2 separate regions of the Homo sapiens genome follow, and region 1 is linked to region 2. Evidence: read pairs that join two places in POLR2A ChIA-PET (ENCODE). Cell type or tissue: IMR-90. All regions are shown on one strand. Links, peaks and the distances in the headings refer to the core of each region. The heading gives the core; the rest is flanking DNA. Region 1 overlaps FBXL13 (F-box and leucine rich repeat protein 13). Region 2 holds the start of LRRC17 (leucine rich repeat containing 17).

Region 1 (2,810 bases), core at 238-2,737, 62 kb before region 2:
GGGACTTAATAATTGGGCTGGAGGAGGCAAGGGGAAAGATTACCACATGCCCAGAAGTATGAATCTTGGAAGAGGTAAAACTGGTTAAAAGCCACAACACAGACACACACGTACCAAAAGCAGGGAGGAGAAAAAGAAGGATGAGAAATGATGAAAAAGAAAAATTTCAGGGTTGAGGGTGAGGGGAGGGAACTCAGAGTACAGGTCAATAGGTGCAGCAAACCACCATGACACACGCATACCTATGAAACAAACCTGCATGTTCTGCACATGTATCCTGTTTTGTTTTGTTTTTTTAGAAAAAAAAAAGAAAAATTTATTGTTCATGAATTTGAGTAGAACAACTAATCTTTTAGATTACTGAAAATAAATACATGTCAGTTTGTAAAAGATTAAATTGTTTTAAAGATATGCCAGAACTCAGCTGTATGGTCATATAGTTACCAAATGGGTAAATGCTTTCATCTACAATCTCAGAGCACCTAAAAATAGTACAATTTTTAGGCTCCAAAGAGTGAAAAGAAAAATGTCTGGACCCCACAGAATCAAAAAAGAATGACAGAAAACACTGGTCTCCTGATACTTAACATCAAACTTTGGCCAATACTCCTTCATCCCAAGGATGAGAGGAGCATCTAAAAATTAATCAATAATGTACATTAAGAGGCTATGTCATCACCATGGTAGGTTTCAATACTTCTAAATGATTTCTAGTTATTGTTCAAATATAACTGATCACCATATGAGAAATATAACCCAGTATTAAAAATGTTAATATTTTAAACTGTTTTGTCTAGTCTATCACCTTGTCAAAGATCTTTTGAAAGCCTGACTATATCATATTCATAGATAAAACTTTGTATAAATGCATGTTTAACCCTTAAGTTAATTGCAGCAGGTAAATCATGGCTTAACTTTAGAGGAATCTTTCAACTTTTTGTCTTAGTAGGTTACATACATCTAAATGATTTGTAACCCTTTTTGTTATTAAAGAGTTACAATATTTCCAATATGGAAGTTTCTAGTCCTCTCTGGGATATTTGTTTTGTGTTCATTTATTTAACTCTACACTATTAAATATACTACCAGGCAGATTTCTTAGGGACTTCTTAGAACATTAGTATCCCTGGTCTAAAATTGGGGGAAATTGACATTATGTGACACTAATGCTCCTTAAAGCAGATTCCCTTAAGTATGATTACATTGTTCCCAGTGAGCAACAGCAGACCCAGTGAGAAACAGCAAAAATAATTTGAAAACGTTTTTCTCTCACTAAGCTGTCAAACAACCATTCAGAACAGCAGTTCTCCGTTTCTACCTTTCATTTTCATAAAACTGTTACTGAATTAGTTTGCTGAGAAGGTATAAGACTTTGGGCCAGTCATTTAAGCGCTCTTGGCCTTTGAGGTAATTTTTTATTCTTACTACCTTAACATTAGGGAGTTGCTTTAGATGTTTCTAAGATTCTTTCAGCTCCAGAAGTTTAGAATTCAATGCTAGAGGTCTAGAGAATCTTTTGACCTGGAATCCTCTACAGCCCACACTAGTTGGGATGGTATTTTAACAGTCTCCTGTTAGTCATGTTAAAACTTCTGGGAAAGTCTACTTCAAATTGACAGAGATAATTTAAGGTTTGCCATGCTCTGTGGACTTCTCAGCTATTATTGCATTATCTTCCTACTTGTGGGACAAACCCTTTTATAGGTTTTTCTTTCTCTCTTTCTTCCCTCCTTCCTTCCTTCCCTCCCTCCCTCCCTTCCTTTCTTCCCTTTCCTTCTTCTCCTTCTCCTTCTTCTTTTCTTCTTCCTCCTCCTCTCCTCCTCTTCCTTTTCCTTCTTCTTCTCTCTCTCTCTCTCTCTTTCTCTTTCTTTCTCTCTCTCTTTCTATTCCTACTTTAGCTTCAGGTTTTTATGAGTGATTGGGGTTTTAAACTCTCAAGGCACATTTATCTAGAGCTTCCAATGTGTTTCAGTGCTTGTATTCCTAGGTTACTGCTTCCCTTCTTGTTCAATACATGTATGACACATGACTTTGGGGTTTTTTCTAACAGCATATTGATATGCTTGAAGTGATGAAAAAATTACACTGTGGCTTGCTCACAATATGTACTTTATGACTTCCTACACATCACTTAAGATTAGGTCTAGGAATTTTACTTTTCTCACACGCTCTTGAAGAATCAATTGAGCACGTAATCATTTATCCTAGCCAATTACTTATCTCATGCTTTCCATTCCCATAAAGGATGTTAGGAAGTATGTTTGAGTAACTTAAGTTCCTAATTGTTGAGTATCTGGCATAATTTTTCAAACTCCCCCAACTTTCATGATTAGATCATATAACATTTCTATCCACAGAATACTTTGTTTATATGAGAAGACTTTTACCACACTGCAGTTCATCGCTCTCCATGTAAAATATCCCTGTTTATTTTGAATCTGACATGAGGAAGGGAGAGAGTAGACAGGGAAAAATGGGAAAATAAATCTCAATCACTTTGGCTGTGGAGACCTAACTAAGAGCCTGGAGGTGAACTTGGTTCAACTAAGATCACATATGTGTTGTTACATTTCCAATCCATTTCTGTTTTTTCTACTGTGACCCACAAAATTTATTCAATTTGTACTTAATTAAACTAAAAAGTTTCAGCACAGCAAAAGAAACAATCAGCAGAGTAAACAGACAATGCACAGAGTGGGAGAAAATCTTCACAATCTATACATCTGACAAAGGACTAAGATCCAAAATCTACAACGAACTCAAACAAATTAGCAAGAAAAAAACAAACAGTCCCATCAAAAAGTGGGCTA
Region 2 (2,810 bases), core at 288-2,787:
GAGGAAGACTTTCCTGAGTTGTAAAACTGTCAAGAAGCTTTTGTTAAAAAGACATCTCAAAGTAGGCAGAGAAAGAACTTATAATTCCAAGTTTTCTAAAACAAATGCTCTAAGAAACAAGAAAACAAGAAGTCAGGGCCTAGAGTCAGTAAGAAGCTGGTCTAAAATTCAGTCATGCTGAGGAGAACGTCAATGCCATCTCAGTCATAAAGTTATGGTAGATGTTGATGTTTAAAAAGCTACACATCAGCAGATCAGTTTTAAACAAATATGAATGTTAGATGTTTACAGCCCTAACTTAGAATCCTCCCCTCCTTGCCCCAACTCCCTCCAGACCACCCAGGGCATCAGGATACCACAAGATGTCAGTGGAGGTGACTAGGTAAGAATTCTATCCATTCAAGAACCCTGGGGGAGAAACCCATGCTGCCCCTGTATTTCCCACTATCCCAGGGAACTCTGCCTGCCCCAGTATCTAGCAACAGATGCTTAAAACTGTACTAGTACCATGTGCTTTCATCAGCTGTGCAAACTTGGGCAACTTATTCAACCACCCTGAGCCTTGGTCTCTTCATTTGTAAATAAGCATAGTAAATACATACCACCACAGCACTGTATCAGAAGTAAATCTGATCTGTGTATAGCACTCAACACAATGCTTGGCATATGGTAATGACTCAAGAAATGATAACTATCAATATTTCAGCCAGTTCTCACCTATGCTATTATTCTCATAGAATAATGAACATACTATGACACCAAATTAATAAAATACACAGAGAGGCAGAAGAAAATAAGTTAAAAGAATTATGGCTTAAATCTTTTGAAATTAAAGCAGAAGAAACTATCAATGAGGCAGTAGCTACATCCAAAGCGCCATGCCCTATCCTCTGCAACTTGATCCAATTTTCTGCCCAACTTTCCAAGTCCTGTTCCCTCAAACTTAAAATATTTTCCCACGCAGATCTCAAATCTTCATGTTATTCAGCCCAACGGTGTAATGCAATTTTTTAAATTATGAGTTTTTGTTGTATTTTCTTTTCCTATTTATCACTTATAGCATTTTACCCCCCCCCCCCCAAAAAAAAACCCATGTGGGAGTTAATTGACTTTTCAGGAATCCCATGCAAAATTCTCCCTCAAAACATTCTCTTTGTTTGTGTCTTGGTAGCAACTCCAGAGTTTTCAGGACTTGGACTCTGCTTTAGACTTGTGCTCAGACTGTCTCCACAAAAGTGGTCCGTTTCCTCATCCAATGAGCTCTGCCTGTTTGTCTGTGTGACACTCCAGTGGAAGGAAGCCAAGAGCCTATAATAGCGATCCTGGGGAAAATTTCAGCAGCTGGGGCCATGTAATTTAAAACCTCTGAAAAGTGTGCTGCGGTCCGTGCACAGCATTAGTATAACGTGAGGGCTGAATGCAGCCCATTCTCTGGAGAACTTCCTCACACACCGCAGCAAAGAGAAGACTGAAAGACAAACCTGGGTGCAGCCAGAGAGGTCCAGATAGATGAGCTTGTGGCATCCATTCCCCAAGTTCAGGTACTGTAAGCCTTTGTCTGTGAACCGTCTGCAATAAGCCAAACTAAGATTCTGTAAGTTGTGGAAGTGCCTGAAAAGACAAAAGAGAGGAAGGAAAGTATTATACTTCCGTTGTTCTCTCAAATCTTTCTTAAGCCACTATGACAAAGAAAACTGTAAATTCAACTCTTCTTCTTGCAGATGTTCAACATTTAACTTTACTGTTAACTCTCTACCTGTTAATTAAAGGAGACTACAGTGTTATATAAGGTAACACACAATACATTTAATACCTTGTAATACATTTCAAGTGAAAGTATTAATAGTTCAATAATATTTGCCTAGATATTTAAGAAAGTTGACTGGGATAAAGCTTTTTTGGTGTGTGTGAGGTGGGGGAGGCAATCATATTGTTTGGAAGTGAAACCAAATTTGCAGAGTGTATTGTTGCTTTTAGGTTTTATCTCTGGAGTACCAAAATAATGTGCAAAATATATAAAAGGACAAATCCTTTGTAAACATTTAAATGGAGACTGTTACAGGAGAGTGAGGATTTGGGACAGAAGGCAAAACTGAATATGACCATGCTCTTAAAATAGATCTGATAAGCAAATGAGTTTAAAAAATAGGTTTAAATATGCATGAGTTTGTGACAGTTTCATTATTATAGTTAAAGAAAGACTAATTGATATGCAGAGTTTAAGCATGGATTAAGAAGACCAGTTTGCAAATAAGCAGGCAACACATGAGAAGAATCAAAAGCAACATCAGAGACTATAAATCTCGCTGGAGTTGAAACAGATTAAATATGGTATTACCACAATGACCAAAATGACAGCTTCCAGAAAAAAGTAGGGTAGTTAGGATGAGCCTGTACTACCATACGAGGGCTCGCAGTTTGAGGACACTCCGTGGACAATTTCCCAAGCCCTCCAAAGCCTGGAACTTTTTTTTGAGACGAAGTTTCGCTCTTGTTGCCCAGCTGGAGTACAATGGTGAGATCTTGGCTCACTGCAACCTCCTCCCCACTCCCCCAACCCCTGGTTCAAGCGATTCTCCTGCCTCAGCCTCCCAAGTGGCTGGGATTACAGGCGCGTGCCAACATGTCCAGCTAATTTTTGTATTTTTAGTAGAGACAGGGTTTCACCATGTTGGCCAGGCTGGCCTCGAACTCCTGACCTCAGGTGATCCACCCGCCTTGGCCTCCCAAAGTGCTCGGAACAGGCATGAGCCACCGTGCCCAGAAAGCCTGGCACTTTTTAAGAGGTCAAGGATTCCCACTACTATCTG

What was found. Peaks named below come from ENCODE experiments on the same cell type or tissue, not always from the same donor. Only the 100,000 strongest peaks of a DNase experiment are listed, where the experiment ranks them.
Region 1: POLR2A ChIA-PET joins it to region 2 with 14 read pairs; 3 of 35 experiments call an interaction of 5 or more read pairs at or near these places.

What each region holds. Positions count from the first base shown.
Region 1 is chr7:102,849,714-102,852,523 of GRCh38, forward strand. The region is part of intron 18 of FBXL13 (F-box and leucine rich repeat protein 13); the gene reads right to left. It also overlaps a transcript of FAM185A not described here. Among named protein-coding and RNA genes, the nearest start is that of LRRC17, 62 kb to the right of the region's middle. In IMR-90, for the core only: no CTCF peak of the experiment used is centred there; no DNase peak of the experiment used is centred there.
Region 2 is chr7:102,911,605-102,914,414 of GRCh38, forward strand. It overlaps FBXL13 (F-box and leucine rich repeat protein 13), which reads right to left. Exons shown (of 21, transcript NM_001394494.2): 12 at 1,482-1,611. LRRC17 (leucine rich repeat containing 17) reads left to right here and starts at 1,396. Exons shown (of 4, transcript NM_001031692.3): 1 at 1,396-1,541. In IMR-90, for the core only: no CTCF peak of the experiment used is centred there; a DNase peak (open chromatin) is centred at 1,307; H3K4me3 peaks cover 1,701 bases; H3K27ac peaks cover 1,164 bases.